Regions from separate parts of the Homo sapiens genome. Here region 1 is linked to region 2. A link is an interaction called in ENCODE POLR2A ChIA-PET data of the cell type or tissue named here. Cell type or tissue: Panc1. All regions are shown on one strand. Each heading gives the region's core, and the rest is flanking DNA. Links, peaks and the distances in the headings are about the cores only. Region 1 overlaps SBF2 (SET binding factor 2). Region 2 has its middle 10 kb from the start of WEE1.

The links. Peaks named below come from ENCODE experiments on the same cell type or tissue, not always from the same donor. Only the 100,000 strongest peaks of a DNase experiment are listed, where the experiment ranks them.
Region 1: POLR2A ChIA-PET joins it to region 2 with 11 read pairs; 2 of 35 experiments call an interaction of 5 or more read pairs at or near these places.

The regions. Positions count from the first base shown.
Region 1 is chr11:9,782,051-9,794,497 of GRCh38, reverse strand. SBF2 (SET binding factor 2) reads left to right here. Exons shown (of 40, transcript NM_030962.4): 34 at 3,815-3,942; 35 at 5,156-5,389; 36 at 6,760-6,864; 37 at 9,180-9,373; 38 at 10,060-10,147. All of the region lies in intron 1 of SBF2-AS1 (SBF2 antisense RNA 1), which reads right to left. It overlaps LOC105369149 (a long non-coding RNA gene), which reads right to left. Exons shown (of 3, transcript NR_188521.1): 2 at 11,389-11,458; 3 at 3,254-3,629. Among named protein-coding and RNA genes, the nearest start is that of LINC02709, 29 kb to the right of the region's middle. In Panc1, for the core only: no CTCF peak of the experiment used is centred there; no DNase peak of the experiment used is centred there; H3K27ac peaks cover 7,107 bases.
Region 2 is chr11:9,557,381-9,569,827 of GRCh38, reverse strand. No RefSeq gene overlaps it. Among named protein-coding and RNA genes, the nearest start is that of WEE1, 10 kb to the left of the region's middle. RefSeq lists a silencer at 762-831 and enhancers at 3,716-3,825, 5,975-6,474. In Panc1, for the core only: no CTCF peak of the experiment used is centred there; a DNase peak (open chromatin) is centred at 3,617; H3K4me3 peaks cover 814 bases; H3K27ac peaks cover 2,407 bases.

The DNA of each region.
Region 1 (12,447 bases), core at 4,413-12,412, 220 kb before region 2:
AGACAAGGTTTCACCATGTTGGCCAGGCTGGTCTTGCACTCCTGGCCTCAAGCAGTCTGCCTCCCAAAGTGCTGGGATTACAGGCGTGAGCCACCACGCCTGGCCAGGCCTGGTCTTAAGTGGACTGACCTGTACCTACAGGGGTCACCATGTCACTCAGCTTTATCACTGAAAGGAACAACATGTACAAATATTGGGAGTAAAACGCAGGTATTTGCCTCCTTGGAGTAGTTGTGTTTTTTGGGGTTTTTTTGGTTTGTTTTTTTGTTTCGTGGGCAGGGGGGCAGTGGTATTTTGTTTTGTTTTGTTTTGTTTTTGAGGCAGGGTCTCCTCTGTCTCCCCGGCTGGAGTGCGGTGGCAGGATCTCGGCTCACTGCAACCTCTGCCACTGGGACTCAAGCGATATCCCACCTCAGCCTCCTGAGTAGCTGGGACCACAGGCATGTGCCCCCATGCCCACATAATTTTTGTACTTTTTGTAGACATAGGGTTCTGCCATCTTGCCCAGGCTAAGTTTTTGGTTTTTTAATAAAGCAGTTTGTTTTGCTGAATTAAGCTGATCAGCAAATTACCTTAGCAGCATGCAGATGTGGCCAAAGACCAAGGCTTCTCCTATAGCAGATGATGGTTCTCTTCATTAGAGAAGCAACAAGGTCTAGTGCAGTGGTTCTCAGACTTGACTGAACATTAGAATCACCTGGGGAGCTTTTAAAACTTCCAAGGTCCAGGCAACATCCCCAACCACTTAAATCAGAATCTGTGATGGTAAGGCCCAGGCATCAACAGCTTTTAAAACTCCCCAGGTAAGGCCAGGCACGGTGGTTCACGCCTGTAATCCCAGCACTTTGAGGAGGCCAAGGTGGGTGAATTGCTTGAGGCCAGGAATTCGAGACCAGTCTGGCCAACACGGCGAAACCCCATCTCTACTAAAAATACAAACATTAGCCAGGCGTGGTGGCATGTGCCTGTAATCCCAGCTATTTGGGAGGCTGAAGCACGAGAACTTCTTGACCCCATGAGGCAGAGGTTGCAGTGAGCTGAGATCGCACCAGTGCACTCCAGCCTGGGTGACAGAGTGAGACCCTGTCTCAAAAATAAAGAATAAAAAATAAAAACTCCCCAGGTGAGCCCATTATGCTGCCAAGTCTGAGACCCACCACTGGTCCCACGGGTAGAGCCGTAGATCAAGGATCAGAAAATGTCAGTAACTTTGGGTAAATTACTTCATCTCTGAGTCTCAGTTTTCTCATCTGAAAAACTAAACAGCCCTGCCTATCACACAGGGCTGTTGAAAAGATTAAATACAATGATGCGGATAAAAAGATATGTTTGGTATATATTGAAAGATTATCATGATTATTTGAAAATATAAGCATTTCCATCCTATGAAACATGTTTCCTCTTAAAACTCATAAACACAGGCTGGGTGCAACGGCTCACACCTATAATCCTAGCACTTTGAGAGGCTGAGGTGGGCGGCTTGCTTGAGCCCCAGGAGTTCAAGACCAGCCTGGGCAACATGACAAAACCCCATCTCTACAAAAAAAAAAAAAAAAAACACACACACACACACACAAATTAGCTGGGTGTGGTGGCGCACTCCTGTAGTTGCAGCTGTTCAGGAGGCTGCGGTGGGAGGATCACTTGAGCCCAGGAGGTCAAGGCTGCAGTGAGCCGAGATCACACCACTGCACTCCAGCCTGGGTGACAGGGTTGAGACCCTGTCTCAAAAACAACAACACATAAACATGCATTTCGAATCCTAGAATGTCATTGCCGAAGCCTCAGTAGAAATCATCTACCCAGCCTCCTCTCTGGATGTTAGGCCACCCACCTAATCAACATCAAGGAAGCCTAGTTTCGTGTCCCTAGTCCAGACTAGGTTGCCTACTTGAAGTCTGTTCCTTCTTGTGTTCTGGTAGATGCACTCGTTATCAGGCCTACAGTGAAACCTTGTTTAGGAACACCTGTGGTAACTACCCTCTATCTGCCAAAATGACGAAGTGGAGAGTAAGTAATCTCAACCACTGCTGGTAGAATTCATCAGTCATAATTTTTTTTTTTTTTTGAGATGGAGTCTCACACTGTCGCCAGGCTGGAGTGCAGTGGCACGATCTCAGCTCACTGCAACCTCCACCTCCTGGGTTCAAGTGATTCTCCTGCCTCAGCCTCCCGAGTAGCTGGGATTACAGGTGCCCGCCACCACACCCAGCTGATTTTTGTATCTTTAGTAGAGATGGGGTTTCACCATGTTGGCAGGCTGGTCTCAAACTCCTGACCTCAAGTGATCCGCCCACGTCAGCCTCCCAAAGTGCTGGGATTACAGATGTGAGCCACCGCACCACGCTGAGTCATAATTTTTAAGATTTTATCAGAAAAACTTAAACACAATGAATTCTCCTGTGTCCTAAAAGCTTAATATGTTGATTATTACATACTGGATTATAGGGTTATAATTTGATAGGATTTGGCACTAGCTGTCTGATTTGGACTGTTTTTAAGATGTTCCTTATATGTGTACATGTTGCCCTAAGCCAGCCATATGGATACTGTAAGAAAAGTCCATTGGACTTGGTTCCAATTACAAGATGTTACAACAGCCCTAAGGAACAGAGGGCCATGTATTGCATCTCCTCTTCTGGTTTCAGCTCATTCTCTTTCTGTCTACAAAGGTGCCTAGAGCCTATTTCAACTTGGGCTGACTACCACACAGCCTTTCAGTCTAATCCATGCCTCAAGGCGCCAAATGGAGCAATATACAAGGTGGCTTTCAAAATCTTACTGCAACCCCTAGAGCATTTGCAACTTTGGACATTGGAGTTACTTGAACTTTTAAAATAACTAATATCTCGGGCCATCCCCAGAGATTCTGATTTAATTGGTCTGAGGTGAGACCTGGACACTGGGATTTTTTTAAAGCCCTTGGTTTTTTAAATCCATGTCCAAGGTTGAGAACTACTGCACTGGACCCTGCAGTTAAAAGGTAGAGAAGAAACTGTTAATTAGTCTTAGGGGCCCCACATATTATAGAATTTCATGCCATCTTGGGCTTGAGTCTTTTTTTTTTTTTTTTTTTGATAAACTGGTAAAATGCATGTTGATTTTGACTATGTCACTTCATTCCAAGCAAGACACCACTGCTGAGACACCCTTCATGGCCTTTTAAAGAACTACTTTTTGCCTCACCCCAACACATTTTCCTCCCTATTAAAAACAAAGTGGGCTCATGTTAGTAATAGATTGACTATTTGAAAAAGGTATAAAAGTTCTGCTTTTATTTTTAAGTCACCCAAGGACACAGACTACACGCTTCTGTCATCTAGAGTCTCAGTAACCATGATCTGCAGTATATATACACTGCTAAACAAGAAAACTCTTTAAATGGCTTCATAATAAACAAACAGCCAACAACTTAAAAGAGAAACATAAAATTATGTTTTTTACTGAGCTTCATCAAATCAACTCTGAAGTCCTTCCATTTTCTCTTGAAAAGTGTAGACTGCCTCCTGCATGGACTTCTTTGAATCTAGATATAGATGCAGGATGAGGGTTGGAAGAGTCATGATTGATAGACTGCTGGCTGCTTAGGCAAACTTTATCAGATGTTTCCTCCATCTGGATCTGTTTCCCTGTAGCGATGAAATTCATTCCGGTCTTTAGCTTTGCAGTTATTTTCTAAGGTTTTCACACAAATGTTGCTGTTTTTAAAGCCATAAAAAATATTCCACTTTTTTATCTGCTGCATGCATCATACGTTTTTTGGCAAAGTGTGAATTTATTTAATTTTGTTTTGTTGGATTTTTTTAATCTACAGGAACTTTATTTGATGATAAAGGAGAAAAGCATGCCAAAAAAGGAGTCTGTATTTGGGAATGTATTGACAGAATGCACAAGAGGAGTCCCATTTTCTTTAATTATTTATATTCACCATTGGAAATAGAGGTAGAGTAAGAAATCATTTATGTTTCACTTTCTGAAATTTTGTGTTAAGGTTTTCCTTAGTTTTAACATATATAAGCAGTTTAAGCTTTTTATAAACATTGGACTAGGTTTCATACCAAAAAGCTATTTCAAAGTTTGAGACACTATAGGTTTGGGTTGTGACACAAATGGAGACTGTTCCCTAAATTCTTGCCACAAAAATTAGGAGCTGGCTCTCAAAACCTAGAAGGGAAAACTTGCAGAGAATCAAAGCAAGGCACCTTTCCCCAGAAAGAAAGAACTAACAAAATTTGAAATATCAACAGGTGGTCTAAGCTGAAAAACCTTAAAATACTTTAGAAAAGGTTTCTTTAAGTTCATCTGTACCAAAGCCATGGAAGGACCCCTGTAGGAAGCAGAGATATTCGGAGCCAAGCCCAAGAAGGATAACATATCTCGGGGCAACTGCCCCACCATGCACATCTACATAACACACGCCCTGGAATGCAACAGACTGGTCTGATAAGCAGTTCCACCATTACTTAGGGCCAAGAGAGGCCCCTCCCCTGGGCCCCAATCATAGAACCCTAGTCTGGCCTTCCTCCAGCTGCATCCTCCTCATGGAGGTGAGCAGTACAAGAAACCAAAGGTACATGCTTAGATGCCCCTCCTTCATCTAAACCATACTCTGTCTGGGTACTTCAGAATTCTTTGCCCAAATTCAGGCTGCTCACCAGGCTACTTCTCCAAGTCAGTCTCCTAAGTCAGTGCATGGACCCCAAGGCCCAAAGAATGGCAAAAAGTAGCAGGTTTGACAGAGTGGACAGAGTTTGACTTTGTGGGCTGGGGTATACATAATGATTCATGTTAAGACCCTTAGAATGTAAGATAGGGGTGGGTGGAGAAGAGAGGCCAAGGACAGGGGGCTGGGGCCAGCTCCTCCAGTGCTACCACTTGTTAGTATAAAATTCTGAGGAATCCAAGAATTCTCTATTGAACTTGACCTTCTACGTCATTAGGAAGTTACATTTCTCAATGTAGGAGGGAGGATTGGAGAATGTTTTATTTAATAATTTATCTTGATGTATGATTTTTAAATATTTAGAAATATGGTATTTGAACTCCATTCATACTCTTCCTCCCCTGGACTCTATAAATGTTAGGGGTTTGCCTGACAGTGAGCTTGGGGTACTTTGGGGTCAAGATGAAACTATATTTCTGTTTTCTTTAACAGGCTCTAAAGCCCAATGTAAACGTCTCTAGCCTCAAGAAGTGGGATTACTACATAGAAGAGACCCTGTCCACAGGCCCTTCCTATGACTGGATGATGCTAACCCCCAAGCACTTCCCCTCCGAAGACTCTGACCTGGCTGGAGAAGCTGGGCCACGGAGCCAGAGGAGAACAGTGTGGCCATGCTATGATGATGTCAGCTGTACTCAGCCTGATGCTCTCACCAGCCTTTTCAGTGTAAGTCAACTGTAGACACACACCTAGGGGCACCAGGGGCCCTGGAGGCATGAGGGCAAAGGAACCAGGCTAAGTAACTTCTGAACATGGCTCTCCTTACTCTGAGCTAGGGTTATGGTTATGAAGAAACCAGATTTGCTCCCCATCATCAGTGGGGGACCAGGCTTCACTACTGGAAAAGAGTCTCAATAAAAGTGATTTTCCAGCCTGGCGCGGTGGCTCACGCCTGTAATCCCAGCAGTTTGGGAGGCTGAGGCGGGCAGATCACAAGGTCAGGAGATCGAGACCATCCTGGTTAACACAGTAAAACCCCATCTCTACTAAGAAATACAAAAAAAAAAAAAAAATTAGCCGGGCGTGGTGGCGGGCGCCTGTAGTCCCAGCTACTCGGGAGGCTGAGGCAGGAGAATGGCATGAACCTGCGAGGCGGAGCTTGCAGGGAGCAGAGATCACGCCACTGCACTCCAGCCTGGGTGACAGAGCAAGACTCCGTCTCAGTAAAAAAAAAAAAAAAAAAAAGTGATTTTCCAGCGTTACAAGAAAGCAATCAAGCAAATAGAGCAATTTACTCCTTCCAGCAGCTTCCCAGCTGTTTTAGTTGCCCGAGCAGCCTTAGTCAGGTCTTGGCTGTGGCTTCTGTGGGTGCTTTACTTCCTCTGGTCAGAAGTGTGGGTAGTCAGTGGCCTGATGGGAGTGCTGTCAACCATCTTCTGCAAGGAATGTTCCGGAACCAACCCCTCCTGGCAGTAGCCAGCCTGAGGAATAGCTTTGAGCCCTGATATGGGCCAGACAGTTCCTAAAGAGTCTTCCCCATCTGGCTTCCTGACCAGGAAGAGTATGCTTCAGTGGTCATACAGTCACAGAGGCAGCTGCCCTGATTTCCAGCTTCCCTGTCAGAAGGTATATCTGTTTCCTTGGGCATTTCTTGGTTCATTCTTTCCACATCTGGTTTGAATCATCAGAGTTGAGGGGTTCCTCCTGTCAAGGACTGGCTTCTCATCTACCTCAGCTATTAGGGCTGGGCCACGGGCCAGTGCTTGACCTCTTGCTTTGGCTATCAGATTTCCCATGGGCTGCCCAAGGGTGCAGATGTCTGAGATACATATTTCACATCCTAGTATGTAAGCTATCCTGTACAAAAAGGCCTAGTTATAGGTCCTAATAAACCATCTTTGCCACAGTACGGCACACCAACTAGAGCTCTCACCACTATTCCTGGCTGGGAGACCTCACAGGCCCATGTCCACCACTTTCCTCAACTGCCCTCTGGCCATGCTGCTCATCTGGGCCTAGTACAGAAGCAGTGTGGCTTTGGGGCCCATCCTGATTTCTATGAAATACTGATCAGAAAACTTTTAATTTCTTTGCAGGAAATTGAAAAATTGGAGCACAAATTGAACCAAGCCCCTGAGAAGTGGCAGCAGCTGTGGGAAAGGGTAACCGTGGACCTTAAAGAAGAACCAAGAACAGATCGCGTGAGTTGGCAATGCCCCTTGAGAGCCACTTCTGAGCTTTCTGAGGGTGCTAAGTCAGGTGGAGCCTGCTGCCACAGGTGACAAGACCCAGCTGGGTTTATGGCCAGAAGGAAGGGTGGAAAGGGGAGGGGTCATGTCCTGGAGGTCCAGGGCAGAAAGTTCCAAATGACTGAATACTTCCTGAGTGTCTCACTTCACCACAGTGACATAATACTTATGTCTCAGCACCCCGAATCCAAGGAAAAGTATTGGGTTCTTTTCTATCTCAGTGCCCGTGTGGTTTCAGCTGATCTTCTACCACATAAGGCAGGAGGGGAATGCCAAGACCACGTTTGCTCCACAGAAAGTATTTTAAAACAACAAAATATGCTACCCTGTGTTGTTCACAGTCCCTTTTCTGTTTCTGACTTAAGAAACATTTATCATAAAAATATTTTAACGGCCGGGTGCGGTGGCTCACGCCTATAATCCCAGCACTTTGGGAGGCCGAGGTGGGCGGATCACGAGGTCAAGAGATCGAGACCATCCTGGCCAACATGGTGAAACCCCGTCTCTACTAAAAATACAAAAATTAGCTGGGTGTGGTGGCGCATGCCTGTAATCCCAGCTACTCAGGAGGCTGAGGCAGGAGAATCTCTTGAACTCAGGAGGCGGAGGTTGCAGTGAGTGAGCCGAGATCGTGCCACCACACTCCAGCCTCGTGACAGAACAAGACTCCGTCTCAAAAAAATGTATATATATATTTTAAAACCAAATACTCTGTTTTCTGCTTCTCATACCCCATTTCCTATTTCTGATTTAAGAAACATTTATCAAGCACATAATATGTGGAAGGGTCTGTGCTTAGTACAGTACACACCTTCGTATCCTATTTAATCCACTGTGAGGGAATGGCGTTCCCTCTCCTACACAAGGAACAGGCACAGAGAGCATACAGTGGCAACTGGTAGAGCCACCAATCGAACCCACATCAGACTGGCTCCAAATGCAACAGAAGGGAAATTAGGACAGATGAGTGTTCTGAAGAACAGTTCAGGAAGAAGAGGCCAGCAGGTCAGATGTTACAGAAAGGTCAAGAAGAATGGAGGGTAGAAGAAAACCTTTGTGGTAAAAAAAGAACATCTGGGGCTCTATCTCTTACCCTCAAATAGCAATTCAGGAGCTGTTATCAGACAGACAACAGGTGGGTGATGCCTTAATGCTTTTTTGTTAGAAAAATAATAGTTTATTGATTTTTTCTAATAATGAAAGTAATAATGTTCATTTTTTTGAAAGAACACACAGAAAGTTATAAAAGATGAGAATCACCCATAATTTATAACCTAGAAGTAAACCACTATGCTATCAAACTTGTTTTACCCTTATAAATTCACATATAAAAGAGATTTTCTAGACATACTATTTTAAACCTGCTTTTTCACTCCACGTTGGCATACGTGTCCTTCCAACTGTCACTGTGTATAAACCAGTGTCTGCCAGGCGCAGTGGCTCATGCCTGTAATCCCAGCACTTTGGGAGGCCGAGGCAGGCATGAAGTCAGGAGTTCGAGACCAGCATAGCCAGCATGGTGAAACTCTGTCTCTACTAAAAATACAAAAAATTAGCCAGGCATGGTAGTGTGTGCCTGTAATCCCAGCTACTTGGGAGGCTGAGTCAGGAGAATCACTTGAACCCAGCAGGCAGAGGTTGCAGTAAGCCGAGATCATGCCACTGTACTCCAGCCTGGGCGATAGAGTGAGACCCTGTCTCAAAAAAAAAACCATCAACATCTTTATTTTTTTTGAGATAGTGTCTCACTCTGTCACCTAGGCTGGAGTGCAGTGGCGTGATCATGGCTCACTGCAGCCTCAACCTCCAGGGTTCTGGTGATCATCCCAAGTAGCTGGGACTACAGGCACACACCACCATACCTGGCTCATTTTTAAAATATTTTTTGTAGAAATGGGGCTTCGCCATGTTGCCCAGGCTGGTCTCGAACTCCTGGACTCAAGTGATCCACTCACCTCGGCCTCCCAAAGTGCTAGGATTACATGCATGAGCCACCACGCCTGGTCATAGCAGCATCATTTTTTAATGGCTGTCTAGAATTCCACTGTATGGAAATGCCATAATTTGTTTAATGTCCCTAATAATGGACGTGTAGGTTGTTTCCAGTTTTTTACCACGATAACTAACTCTGAGATTGATACCTTTGTACATTATTGTTGCTTATTAGTCCAGTTTTTTCCTTGAGATAAATATTTGTAAATGAAATTTTCCAGTCAGTAGTTTAAGTGTCTGTAAAGGTTTCCTAGCTCCTGTCCTGTCTTTTTCAGTCCCAAAGACACCTGTCGAGATCCCCAGGAATTGTGTCTACCAACCTACCTTCCTATCAGAAGAGGTCTCTGCTACATCTCCCAGACAGCAGCATGGGGGAGGAACAGAATTCCAGCATCTCCCCATCCAATGGAGTGGAGCGAAGAGCAGCCACGCTCTATAGCCAGTATACATCCAAGAATGATGAAAACAGGTGACATGCTGAACCCTGCTCGCTGTGCTGAAGACTTCCCCACAGCACCTGAGGCTAAACCACAGGTCCCTCAATAAGCTAGGCCTGTGCAGTACAGCCTTTTATAAACTTGAAATGGATTTGCTTTAATTTTTGTAATGTTTTAGATGTTTCTTTGAAAAGACAAAAAACAAAAATTACAACTAAAAATAATTCGAAGAGGTTGTAGTTATTTGTAGTTGAGTCCTGATGGCTCTTATCTCCTGTCTGCCAGAACGTTTGAGGGAACATGTGTCAGCCAGCACTTTGTCAGTGGCACACATCAGAAATCCAGCTTATGCTAGCTGAAGCAAAAAGGAATTTACTCACATAAGCTAGGACAGCCAAGGGTATGCTAGCTTCTCACACAGTATCTTCTATCCACTTCCTGGCTCTGCTTTGCCCTCTCTCTGTGTTATGTCAGTCCCAACATGGCACAAAGGATGGCTACTGATCATTCCAAGCCTCACAGATGTGGTAATCCCAGCAGAAAGCAGCAGTCTTTCCCCAGAGGTCTAGCAGAAAAAATCCAGGGAGAACTCTTATAGGCCATTTTTGAATCATCTAGGGGAAATAGAGACTTGACAAAAACAACAGATATCCCCTCCCCTTTACAGCATTTTGTAAGTGTAAATCAAAATTAACTCTCCTGTCATCATTTCTTCTAGGTCCTTTGAGGGAACACTTTATAAAAGAGGGGCTTTGCTGAAAGGTTGGAAGCCCCGTTGGTTTGTTTTGGATGTAACAAAACATCAGGTAATACTCTTAAAGCCAAAAGAAATTACTTCTGTCTAGGCTAGTCCCAGTCCCTGGCTATTATGTGGCTCTAGCAGACAGATAGATTCCTCATGTACAGACTGCTTTTTTAGTGCCTCTCATATGTAGTCTGGAGGCTCCTCAAGGGCCCCAGATGTCCCTGAGTAAGGGCAATAGCCTTCTGAGGGAGTTTCCCAAGTAGCTCGGCCTGGTACATGCAGGCAGAGGCAGCAACAATTGAGCCCAGAGCATAGAGCAATAGAACTCTTTTTTTAATGCTCAAATATCTCTTGCTGCCTGATCTTAACACCCAGGTGAGGGGATTCCTGAGGTTTTCAGCCAGTTGCATACATACCACATGCACATATAAGCCTATGCCTGTGAACACTCCCCAGAATACAAGTTACCTTCGTCCTCGCAGCAGAAAGCATCCATTCAAAACAGAGGGCATTAATTTATTCTACAAACATTTATCGAACACCACCTCTGTGCCCACTGCTGTACTGGTTACTAAAGGAGGCACTGTTACCCTTCAAAGATGGCAGCAACAGGGGAGTAAAGGGGCCCCAAAAGCGGCAGAAGGGGATGTGCCCACCCAAACTTGGAATTCACCGTGGGCAAGTACTAGACTGGTCCTTGCTGACTATGTCAAGAAATCTTTTGACTACTGTTAGGTTCTTAGCTATTCCTGTAGCAGCCTCTGCAATCCTTAGCATCATAGTCTTTACTCCAGTGATTTCAAGGGAGAGCAGTTCCTACCCAAACCTCCAGCAACTCTGCACCCTGCATTACTGAGAGCTGCATGGTCTCCTGTGTTCTGACTGCAGGCCTTAACTCCACCTTGGGACTGACCACTCAGCCTTGAGGCTGAGGCTTACACATTTTGATTCTCAATGCATTTATCTATAAAATGGAATCTGTTAGGAAAAACCTGAACTGTTACTCCTGTACAGTGCTTTGGTTGGACCTGCATCTAAAAGACTCCTTCCAAATGAAGACTGTATTTGGAGTCCAGCTTTTCCTCTGCTCAAGGAGTTTCATAACGATTACAGAGTCTTTGTGGGACAATATAGATAGATAATTTATGTTCAAATATACAAATGGAAGCCCTGTTAGGGAGCTATACTCTGAAATCATAGAGCCTACACTGTGTAAAAAAGTTCCATTAAGCTTCTAAATATAACATAGGAGAATGTCATAATTTTTCTATAATTTACATCAAATTACACTTGCATTCTTACCAGTCTTCTGGACTTCTTTAACATGAAAGATAGATACAGTTTTTTCCACTTAGCCCTGCTCATACCATGCCTGAGAGGAGAGACAGAGAAAAGTCTCAGGTCAGAGCCACGGTATCAGAAGCACCACTTTCTTGCCATGTATACTAGAGAGTGAAATCCACAGATTATGGCCCAATAAGGCTTATTCCCTAGCAGTCTCTTTGACTTTTTTCCTTTTTTCTTTTTTTTTTTTTTTCTTTTGAGACAGAGTCTCGCTTTGTCACCCAGGCTGGAGTGCAGTGGTGCAATCTCGGCTCACTGCAAGCTCCACCTCCTGGGTTCTCGCCATTCTCTGGCTCAGCCTCCCGAGTAGCTGGGATTACAGGCGCCTGCCACCATGCCCAGCTAATTTTTGTATTTTTAGTAGAGACGGGGTTTCACCATATTGGTCAGGCTGGTCTCAAACTCCTGACCTCAAGTGATCCACCCGCCTCAGCCTCCCAAAGTGTTAGGATTACAGGCATGAGCAACCGTGCCCGGCCTGGAAAGATGTTTCAATAGGCATAAACATTCTAAATTTTAGTTGATATTGCCAAATTGTTCTCCAAAAAATTTCTAACAAATTATATTCACACTGGCAGTATTTGAGATGATCTAGTACCTTATTGGATATCATCAGCCATTTTTAATATTTCTCAATCCAAAAGTGAAATCTCATTTATTGTCATTTATTTTTCTTTGATTAATGAGGTTGATCATCTTTTCAGATGTTTATAGATCATTTGTATTTCTCTGTGACTCGCCTGTTGAGATATTTTGAGCATTTTTCTACTTTATCTTTTTCTTATCAATTTCTGGGAATTCTGTATATTACTAAACATTAGCCCTCTTTTTATATGTTACATATACTTTTTACAGTTGTTACTTGACTTCTTTTTTTTTTTTTTATTTTTTGAGACAGGGTCTTACTCAGGCTGGAGTGCAGTGGCAGGATCTCAGCTCACTGCAGCTCGACCTCACAGGCTCAAGCAATCCTCCCACCTCAGCCTCCTGGGTAGCTGCAACTACGGGCATGCACCA
Region 2 (12,447 bases), core at 2,982-10,981:
GCCCAGGCTGGAGTGCAGTGGTGCGTTCACGGCTCACTGCAACCTCCCCTTCTGGGCTCAAGCAATTCTCCCACCTCAGCCTCTTGAGTAGCCAGGACTACAGGCAAGTGCCACTACACCTGGTGAATTTTTGTATTTTTTGTAGAGACCGGGTCTCACCATGTTGCCCAGGCTGGTCTTGAACTCCTGAGCTCAAGTGATCTGCCTACCTCAGCCTCTCACAGGGTTGGGATTACAGGTGTGAGCCACTGCACCTGGCTGAAGGAATTTTTTTTTTAAGTTGAAACCAAGACTCAGTGCTAGAGCCATTTCCTCTGTGAAGCCTTTCCTGACTCTCCATTCCCTACTCCAGACTTTCCACCGCACCCAGCACGGACTATGTAACACTCTTACTTTGTTTACTTGTCTGGTTTTCACACTGCCCAGGGCAGGGTCCAAACTGTGTTTGTCTTCAGAGCTCCAGCAACCAGCACTGTGCCTTGGCCCCTGAGAAAGTGCTTAATAAATGTTTCTAGAATAATTTAATGAAAATCCAGTGATCTTTAAAACAAAAGTGCCAAAATAACAAAACAAAACAAAAGTGAGAAACCCAGGCCCTGCCTCTTCAAGCTGAGAACATGGCACAATATTATGGTTTAACTGTAGCAACATCCTAACTGAAATTTTAAGTGACTGTTCTGATTTTTAAAATTTCACGCTCCTCTGAGTAAAGCACACACTGTACTGGAGAGATGGGTTACACCCGCCTGCCCCAGGCCGTATCTAATTCAAATTTCCAGTTCCTTTCTCCACCCAATGTTGTTTCTAACTAATGTTGCTAGGCAACTTTTGCAGAATCCACATGCTTGTGGTAATGTTGAAAGAACTGAGTAAAAATCTTGCCTCTAGCTTCTGGGATAACAAACCTAACCTGTTTATCCTCTTTAGATTCATGACTTCGCACGTAAAGGGCTTTAAAACTATTTTCAACCCATTCACCTTCCTTGGCAACAAAACAAGCAAGATTCTTCCCATGAAGATTTAAAACTGAGATTTCTAAATCACCTTCTCAAGTATTTTTAATACATATAGCACATGAATATGCATGCATATTCCTATTAACATGAGCCTTGCACTTTGAATGAAATCCTTCAGAACTAGGAACTAACTTTTCTCAGTGATGCAAAGCCTTTAGGAATGTTTCGTTAAGACTAGTCAGCCGTTAGCGAAAGCTGAATCTTTTCTATTAATATGCTCTTTATTCTGGAGAAATAATCAGTTTCTCTAAGGACCCTACTCTGATAGATTTCTAACTTTAAAAAAAAGACACATTAGTCAAATGTCAGTTTTTCACTTAAAAGACAAATAATACGCTTAAAGAGTTCAACTTTCTTCACCTTCCTTGTTATCTTTACCTTTCTCCTTATGCTTGTTCTCACAGCAAGTCTCAATTTATTTCAACCCAGCTCTGTTACCAGCTGCCTATTGGCCTCAGGAATACAAATCTCAGGCTAGAACGTGGTAGCTCCTAGATTGCTCCTGTTTGACTTCCCAGCTATAAATTAGATTTCTCTACTTCATCACGTGCCTTAATAACCTCTGATGGATGTGATTATTTGACCATTTCACCGCATGTTCATCAGCATACCCTGAGAGTACAGTACCGTCAAACTCAATTCTTCTCTAATTGTTCAGTGTTTTTGTTTTTGTTTTTGTTTTGAGACGGAGTCTCGCTCTGTCGCCCAGGCTGGAGTGCAGTGGCACGAGCTCAGCTCACTGCAAGCTCCGCCTCCCAGGTTCACGCCATTCTCCTGCCTCAGCCTCCCGAGTAGCTGGGACTACAGGGGCCCGCCACCATCCCTGGCTAATTTTTTGTATTTTTAGTAGAGACAGGGTTTCACCGTGTTAGCCAGGATGGTCTCAATCTCCTGACCTCGTGATCCGCCCGCCTCGGCCTCCCAAAGTGCTGGGATTACAGGCGTGAGCCTCCGCGCCTGGCCAATTGTTCAGTTTATTAAATGTGAGACTAGCATTATCTCTTGTGAATAGTGTTCAATAAATATAAGTGTGCTTTCTGGCTTGGCATGGTGGCTCATGCCTGTAATCTCAGCACTTTGGGAGGCCGAGGTAGGAGGATTCCTTGGGCGCAGGAGTTTGAGACCAGCCTGGGCAACATAGGGAGACTCCCTCTCTACAAAAAATTTAAAAAATTAGCCGGGCATGGTGCGCCTGTGGTCCCAGCTGCTCTGGAGGCTGAGGTGGGAGGATTGCTTGGGCCTGGGAGGTAGAGGCTGCAGTGAGCCGTGAGCACATCACTGCATTCCAGCCTAGGCAACAGAGCAACACCCTGTCTGGGGAAAAAAAAAAAAGTTATAAGTATGCTTTCAATTATAGCAATGTTGTTTGAGAAAAATTCATAGTTGTTAATGGCTTTATAGTCAGTAATTGCAATATGTGACTCCTGATGTCCCCAAAATTAATTTACTTAATATGGATGGGCTCAAGTTTATGCACAACCAGCTAGGAAGATCAAATCAGAACACAGTATCTATGTAATAAGAACTTGAGAAGCATAACCCAGGAAAAACAACCAGTTAAGAGCTTGTATTTATTTTAATAAAATAAACATTTCTTGTCGTGCCAAATTAATCTTTAAGGACTACTAACATGCAATTTCCATGCATCGTTCTGATATTTATTTAAGATAGATCAAGGGTAGATCATTATATCCTTTGGATATGGGTATATCAATTGTATGGATTCTATATAAAATGTCTGAAGATCTAAGATTTTCATTCAGGTTTTCCTTGGGGTCTCCAGCTAGGAAAGACCATGCTAGGGTACTTAAAGGTTGTATCTGTTCATGTATGAAACAGCTGTAACCAGCCTTATTTATGAAAGGAGCCCTTAGGCCTACTCCTAGTTATCTCAGCAGTTCTCAGCCTTACACAGGCCCCCTAATCTTGAAACACTTCATAGTCCACTGCAATAGGTCAGGCAGTGGTACTAACGCAAGACTTTTCCCAAGAGAAAATACCACTGACCATTTCATTCCTAGATAAGAGAGTAGTTCTCAACCAAGATATTTTAAAATTATAGCTCTCTGAAGCATTTAGCCAAAACATTAGCAAATAACCCCTTCCTATTTGCTATTTTATAATTCTTTTCTATTGGAATGGAACTGAATAGTCCCATTTTCTCCAATATTCCTTTTTTTATTTCCTTTACAGAGGCACAAAGGTTGCTGTTCTAATGTGGTCCCTCCGTTTGGGGTCCCTGACTTCCCGCAACACTGTTCTCTATATTTTTAATGAGTTTCAATAACTGAAAAGTTCACTTCACAGAAATGTCATAAACAGAGGGAACTGTGAGTGCCCAACAGAATGCAGGCACTTATTAAATATTCAGGTGATTGATTAATTGCCTCTCCTTTTGGGTTAGTGACATACACAGGAAATGACCTGAATGACCACAGGGACTGCCAGTTGTTTGCTGGCCACATTGTGATTATTTAAACTGGCTTCGTTCAGATTACTGCAGCACAAAAGACGTGATGACTCTTCTCCAGTGAGTCAAGGGGCCGTGTCTCATTAGGGGAGGGAAAGGAGGTAAGACAGACATCCCATGCTGGTCTTTTGTTAGCAACAGGAGCGTGTTTAGGTATTGCTGTGTTTTGATGACTCAGTGGTGAGTCAACTTTAAAGTTCCATAAAAGGCCTTGTTCAGCTCAGACAGGATTGAGAGATGACCTCATCCAGTATCTAGTTGGGTAGAGAGTAACCAGTTGTGTGTGACATGATAAGCCGATAAGCCGATTGGGAGTGTATACAAGAAAAAAAAAATTACTGGTAAGGATGAACTAGTTTCTAACTACAGAAATCAACTCTGCTTGGCAGTCCTCTATTGAGTGTCTACTACGTTCAAGCATCTTATCCTACCAGCTGCACATTTGCTTAATACAGGTCAGAATATGAGAAAGGCCCTAAGTGCTGCAAAGAGCTGGGGTGCCTTTGCAGGAGCTGGGAGAGGGGAGAATATTTTGGTGCCAACTATATGATAGGCACTGACCCAGATGCTTTACATACTTATTTAATCTTTACGGGAACTCTGTAAGAGAGTTATTTTTATTCACATTTCACAGATGAAAATGAAACACAGGTTAAAAAATGCCTTCATCATACAATCATAGAACTAGTATTACTGAGACTATATTTCTGAAACTTTATTTTTAATTTTAAAATTTAAAAAAAATTTTACATTTACCCATCCAATGACCTATCAATATTTTTTATTTTAGTATTATTTTTTTGAGACAGGGTCTTCATCACCCAGGCTGGAGTGCAGTGGCACAATCATGGCTCACTGCAGCCTCAACCTCCTGGGACCAAGCAATCTTCCCACCTCAGCCTCCTGAGTAGCTGGGACTACAGGCACATGCCACCATACCTGGCTAATTTAAAAACAATTTTTTTTTGTAGAGACGTGGCCTCACTATGTTGCCCAGACCAGTCTCAAACTCCAAGGGATCCTCCCACCTCAGCCTCTCAAAATGTGGGGATTACAGGTGTAAGCCACCATGCCCAGCCTTCTGAGACTTTATTGCTGCTGACTTAAAGCCTGGTTCTTCCTACCCCAGTAAGAAGGGCATAAGGTGAAGGGTGAAACAGGGAGATTTGATGAAGGCAGGGTCACACTGGACCCAGCTGGGAGGCCAGGCTAGTTGAGCAGTGTGATGTCTAGAGTCATCCTTCCAGGTATGCCGGCACACAACTTGATGGTGTGAATGTGGACAATGGGATCCAGGGGGAGTCAGACTTGTACCTTATTTTTTTGTTTCATCATAAAATCCAAATGTATTTTAAACTCTAAAATCAAGAGGAAAAATTACAAAGATTGATATCAGAAAGTAAAGTAAGGGATGAAGAAGTGGTAGAGGGTTGGAGGAAAGTGCTAGTTTAAAATAGTGAAATCAAGGAATGCTTTTCTGAGGAAGTGGCATTTGAGCAGGAACCTGAATGGAGTGAGAAAATCAGCCACAGAGAGATCTGGGGGAAAGTTTACAAAACCAAATATTGGCATTGTTTATTATACTCCATATTGGAAACCACCCAAATTTCCGTTAAATGCTAAAAAACTATAGCTTGCAAAATAATGAGCTGGAACTATATGTACAAAATGAAAAGATGTCTATAAGATAATGGAGAAAAGGGCCAGGTACAGTGGCTCACACCTGTAATCCCAGCACTTTGGGAGGCCAAGGCAGGTGGATCACTTTAGGTCAGGAGTTCTAGACCAGCCTGATCAACACGGTGAAACCCAGACCGTACTAAAAATACAAAAATTAGCCAGGTGTGGTGGTGCATGCCTGTAATCCCAGCTACTTGGGGGGCTGAGGTGAGAGAATCACCTGAACCCTGGAGGCGGAGGTTGCAATGAGCTGAGATTTTACCACTGCACTCCAGCTTGGGTGACAGAGCAAGACTGTGTCTCAAAAAACAAACAAAAACATATAATGGAGAACTGTATAATGATTCAATTAAAAACAAACAAACGAGAAAATTAACCTAAAGCAAACATATTTATCACAGGGAAAACATCTGAAGAAATACAAAAAATTGAAAATTGGGCTGGGCACGGTGGCTCACATCTGTAATGCCAGCACTTTGGGAGGCCAAGGCAGGTGGATCACTTGAGGTCAGGAGTTCCAGACCAGCCTGGCTAACATGGTGAAACCCTGTCTGTAACAAAAATACAAAAATTAGCTGGGTGTGGTGGTGCACGCCTGTAATTCCAGCTAGCTAGTCGAGAGGCTGAGGCACAAGAATCGCTTGAATCCGGGAGGTAGAGGTTGAAGTGAGCCAAGATCATGCCACTGCACTCCAGCCTGGGCGAAAGAGCTAGACTGTCTAAAAACAAAACAAAAATTGAAAATTGGATGGTTGGAAGCAAGATGGCTGAATGGAAGCCTCCATCAATCGTCATCCCTGCAGGAACACCAAACTGAATGATTTTCTACACAAAAAAGCACCATCATAAGAACCAAAAATCAGGTGAGCGATCATAGTGCCTGGTTTTAACTTCCTATCACTGAAAGAGCCACTGAAGAGGGTAGGAAATACAGTCTTGAATTGTACAGCCTTGACAGACCCTTCCCCCACTCCCCAGCAGCTGCTGCATGGCACAGAGAGAGAATCTGTGTGCTTCAGGGAGGGCAAGTGCAGCTATTGTGGGATTTTGCATTGGAACACAGTGCTGCCAACACTGGGCAGAACTCAACCGGTGCCCATAAGGGCAGCATTGGACCAGCCTTACCCAGAGGGGAATCACTCATCCCAGTGGTCAGGACTTGAGTTTTGGCAAGCCTTGCCACCACAGGCTAATGTCCTCTAGGGTCCTAAATAAACTTGGAAGGCTATCTAGGCCACAAGGACTGCAACTCCTAGGCAAGGCTTAGTCCTGTGTTGGGCCCAGAGCCAGTGGACTTGGGAGCCACACAGCCTAGTGAGACACTAGCTGGGGCAGTCAAGGGAGTACTTGTGCCACCCCTCCTTCAAGTTCAGGCAGTGCAGTTTGCAAATCCAAAAGAGACCCCTTCCTTCCACTTGAGGAGAGAGAAGAGTAAAGAAAACTTTGTCTTGCAACTTGGATACCAGCTCAGCCACATTAGGAAAGGGCGCCGGGTAGAGTTGTGAGGCCCCCATTCTAGAACCTAGTCCTAGATGACATTTCTAGACACAACCTGGGCCAGAAGGGAACCTGCTGCCTTGAAGGGAAGGACCCAGTCCTGGCAAGATTTATCACCTGCTAATTAAAGAACCCTATATAAGCAGCAGTGGTAACCAAGTAGTACATGCTGTGAGCCTTCAGTGAGACTGAGATGTGCCAGCTTCAGGTGTGACCCATCACATTCACAGCCAGTGCTGTGCTGGCTTCAGATCTGACTCAGCACAGGAGCAGGGGTGGTGGCCACAGGGGTGCTTGTTTAACCTCTCCCCCATCTCCAGGCAGCTCAGCACAGAGAGAGAGAGAGATGCTCTTTGTTTGGGAGAAAGTATGGGGCCAGGTGCAGTGGCTCATTCCTGTAATCTCAGCATTTTGGGAGGCTGAGGCAGGTGGATCACTTAAGGCCAGGAGTTCAAGACCAGCCTGGGCAACATAGCAAAAACCTGTCTCTACTAAAAATACAAAAATTAGCTAGGCATGGTGGCACATGCCTATAATTCCAGCTACTCAGGTGCCTGAGGCATGAGAATTGCTTGACCCCAGGAGGTGGAGGTGGCAGTGAGCCAAGATTGCACCACTGCACTCCACCCTGGGTGACAGAATGAGACCCTGAGAAAGAAAGAAAGATAGAAAGAAAGAGAGAGAGAGAGAGAAGGAAGGAAGGAAAGAAGGAAGGAAGGAAGAAAAAAAAGAAAAGAAAAGAAGGAATATATTGTATGAGAAAAGAATAAGAGTCTCTGCCTGATACTCCAGAGACTTCTTCCAGGCCTTATCCAAGGTAACCAAGGTGGTACCTCTATGAGCCTGCAAGAACCATGGCGTTACTGGGTTACATTGTGGGTTACCCACCAATGGCCCACTAATGACCAAAAGCTTAAATCACAACACTGAAGTCTCTTCAAATACCTGGAAAGCCTTCCAAAAAGGACAGGTACAAACAAGCCCAGATTGTGAAGGATGCAATAAATACCTAGCTCTTCAATGCCCAGACACTGATAAACATCCGCAAGCATCAAGACCATCCAGGGAAATAGACACCAGGGATTAATCCCAGAGAGAGAGAGAGAAATTTGACCTTTCAGACACAGAATTCAAAATAGCTGTCTTGAAGAAACTCAAAGAAATTCAAGATAACACAGAGAAGGAATTCAGAATCCATTAGATAAATTTAACAAAGAAATAGAAATAATTAAAAAGAATTAAGCAGAAATCCTAGAGTTGAAAAATGCAATTGACATACTGAAGAACTCATCAGAGTCTTTTAATAGCAGAATTGGTCAAGCAGAAGAGTTAGTGAACTTGGGCTGTTTGAAAATACAAAGTCAGAGGAGACAAAAGAAAAAAGAAAAAAAAGAATGAAGCATGCCTACAAGATCTAGAAAACAGCCTCAAAAGGGCAAATTCTAAGAGTTATTGGCTTTAAAGAGGAGGTAGAGAGAGAGGTGGGGTTCATTCAAAGGAATAATAATAGATAACTTTCCAAACCTAGAGAAAGATATCAATATTCAAGGATAAGAAGGTTATGGAACACCAAGCAGGTTTAACCCAAAGAAGACTACTTCAAGGCATTTAATATTCAGACTCCCAAAGGTCAAGGATAAAGAAAGGATTCTAAAACCAGCAAGAGAAAAGAAACAAATAACATACAATGGAGCTCCAATAGGTCTGGCAGCAGACTTCTCGATGGAAACCTTACAGGTCAGGAGAGAGTGGCATGACAATATTTAAAATGCTGAAGGAAAAAAAAACTTTTACCCTAGAATAGTATTACTATATCTGATGAAAATATCCTTCAAACGTGAAGGAGAAGTAAAGACTTTCCTGGACAAGCAAAAGCTGAAGGATTTCATCAACACAAGATCTATCCTACAAGAAATGCTAAAAAGAGTTCTTCAATCTGAAAGAAAATGATGTTAATGAGCAACAAGAAATCATCTGGGCCAAGGTGGGAGAATTGCTTGAACCCAAGAGTTTGAGGTCAGCCTGGGCAATGCAGTGAGACTCCACCTCTACAAAAAAAAAAATTGTTTTAATTGGCTGGGCATAGAGGCTCATGCCTGTGATCCCAGCACTTTGGGAGGCTGAGGCAGGAGGATCGCTTGAGCCTGGGAGGCTACAGTGAGCTATAATCAAGCAACTGGACTGTAGCCTGGGTGACAAAGTGAGACCTTGTCAAAAAAAATTAAAAAAAAAAAAATCATCTGAAGGTACAAAACTTACTGGTAATAATAAGTACTACACAGAAAAACACAGACTATTCTAACACTGTCATTGTGGTATGTAAACTACTCATATTTTAAGTAGAAAAACAAAAAGACGAACCAATCAAAAATAATAATTACAGGCTGGGTGCAGTGGCTCACACTTGTAATCCTAGCACTTTGGGAGTCCGAGGTGGGCGGATCACGAGGTCAGGAGATGGAGACTAACCTGGTTAACACGGTGAAACCCCATCTCTACTAAAAATACAAAAATTAGCTGGGCATGGTGGCACATGCCTATAATCCCAGCTACTCGGGAGCCTGAGGCAGGAGAATCACTTGAACCCAGGAGGCAGAGTTTGCAGCGAGCTGAGATCGTGCCACTGCACTTCAGCCTGGGCAACAGAGCAAGACTCCATCTCAAAATAATAATAATAATAATAATAATAATAATAATAATAATTACAACAACTTTTCAAGACATAGTACAATAAGATAGAAACAACAAAAAATTAAAATGTGGGGAGACAAAGTTAAAGTTTGTATTAGTTTTTATTAGTTTCCTTTTTGTTTATTAGTTAGTTTACACAATTAGTGTTACATTGTCATCAGTTTAAAATAATGGGTTATAAGATATTATTTGCAAGCCTCATGGTAACCTCAAATCTAAAAATATACAATGGATACACAAAAAATAAAAAACAAGAAATTAAAACATACCACCAGAGAAAATCACCTTCACTAAAAGGAAGACAGGAAGGAAGGAAAGAAGGAAGAGAAGACCAAAAACAACCAGAAGACAAATAACAAAATGGCAGGAGTAAGTCCTTACTTATCAATAATAACATTGAATGTAAATGGACTAAGCTCTCTAATCAAAAGATGCAGAGTGGCTGAATGGATTTTTTTTAAAAAAGACTCAATGATCTGTTGCCTACAAGAAACACACTTCACCTATAAAGACACACATAAACTGAAAATAAAGGGATGGAAAAAGATGCTTTATGCAGATGGAAACTAAAAAAAGAGCAGAAGTAGCTGTGCTTATAACAGACAAAACAGATTTCAAGACAAAATCAAGGCTGGGTGTGGTGGCTCACACCTGTAATCCCAGCACTTTGGGAGGCCGAGGCGGGCAGATCACCTGAGGTCAGGAGTTCGAGACCAGCCTGGCCAACATAGTGAAACCCCATCTCTACTAAAAATACAAAAATTAGCCTGGCATGGTGGCACACACCTGTAATCCCAGCTACTCAGGAGGCTGAGGCAGGAAAACTGCTTGAACCCAGGAGGTGGAGGTTGCAGTGAGCTGAGATTGCACCACTGCACTCCAACCTGGGTGACAGAGTGAGACTCCGTCTCAAGAAAAAAAGACAAAAACTATAAAAAGAGACAAAGAAGGTCATTACATAATGATAAAGGGGTCAATTCAGCAAGAGAATATAACAATTGTAAATATATATGCACCCAACACTGAAGCACCCAGATATATAAAGCAAATATTATTAGAGATAAAGAGAGAGACAGACTCCACTACAATAATAGCACAAGATTTCAACACCCCACTTTCAGCATTGGACAGATCATCCAGACAGAAAATCAACAAAGAAACATCAGACTTAATCTGCACTATGGATCAAATGGACCTAATAGATATTTATAGGACATTTCACACAATGGTCACAGAATAGACATTCTTCTCCTCAGCACATGGATCATTCCCAAGGACAGATCATATGTGAGGCCACAAAACAAGTCTTAAAGCATAAAAAAAAAAAATAATATCAAGGATCTTCTCTGACCACAATGAAATAAAACTAGAAATCAATAACGAGGAATTTTAGAAACTATACAAACACATGAAAATTAAACAATATGCTCCTGAATAACCAGTGGGTGAACTAAGAAATTAATAAGAAAATTTAAAAATTTCTTGAAACAATAATGGAAACACAACATATCAAAACCTGTGGGATACAGTGAAAGCAGTACTAAGAGGGAAGTTTATGGCTATAAGTGCCTACATCAAAAAAGATAAAAAGTCTGGGTGTAGTCGCTCATGCCTGTAACTCCAGCACTTTGGGAGGCCAAGCTGAGCAGATTGTTTGAGCTCAGGAGTTTGAGACCAGCCTGGGCAACATGGCAAAACCCCATCTCTACTAAAAATACCAAAAAAATTAGCCAGGCACGGTGGCACATGTCTATAGTCCCAGCTACTTGGGCGGCTGAGGCATGCGAATTGCTTGGACCTGGGAGGCGGAGGTTGCAGTGAGCCAAGATTGGCCACTGCGCTCCGGCCTGGGTGACTGAGTGAGACTCTGTCTCAAACAAACAAATGAACAAACATACAAACTTCAGGTAAACAACCTAATGGTGTCTCTTAAAGAACTAGAAAAGCAAGCACAAACCAAACCCAAAGTCAGTAGAAGAAAAGAAATAATAAAGACCAGAGCAGAAATAAATGAAATTGAAACAAATAATACAAAGGATGAAAACAAAAAAATCATTTTTTGAAAAGACAAATAAGGCCGGGCGTGATGGCTCACACCTGTAATCCCAGCACTTTGGGAGGCTGAGGTGGGGGGGATCACAAGGTCAGGAGATCGAAACCACGGTGAAACCCCGTCTCTACTAAAAAATACAAAAAATTAGCTGGGCCTGGTGGTGGGCGCCTGTAGTCCCAGCTACTCGGGAGGCTGAGGCAGGAGAATGGCGTGAACCTGGGAGGCGGGGCTTGCAGTGAGCCAAGATCGTGCCACTGCACTCCAGCCTGGGTGACAGAGCGAGACTCCGTCTCAAAAAAAAAAAGAAAGAAAGAAAAGATAAACAAAATGACAAACCTTTAGCCAGACTAAGAAAAAAAGAGAGAAGACCGAAATAAATAAAATGAGAGGTTTTGAAAAGGGAGACGTTACAACTGATACCAAGAAATTCAAAGGATCTTAGGTACTACTATGAGTAAGTATATGCCAACAAATTGGAAAACCTAGAAAAAAATAGATAAATTTCTAGATACATGAAACCTACTGAGTTGAACCATGAAGAAATTCAAAACTTTAACAGACCAATAGTAAGTAACAATTTCAAAGCCAAAATAAAAAGTCTGCTGGCAAAGAATAGCCTGGGGCTCAATAGTTTCACTGATGAATTTTACCAAACATTTAAATAACTAATACCAATCCTACTCAAACTATTCAAAAAAATTGAGGAGGAGGGAATACTTTCAAACTCATTCCATGAGGCCATTATTACCCTGATAGCAAAACCAGACAAAGACACATCAAAAAAAAAAAAAAAAAAGAAAGAAAGAAAAGAAAAAAGAAAGAAAACAACAGGCCAATATCCCTGATGAACATTGATGCAAAAATCCTCAACCAAATACTATTAGGTTGCTGCAAAAGTAATTGCGGTTTCAGACTGTAAATTTTAAATCATTATAACTAGGCTCAAACACATCTTTATTAATCAAAACAGGAAACATTACAATCAACACATTTTTGCCAGTGAGAAATCTTTATTCCTATGGTGTAAAAATCCATGCTTC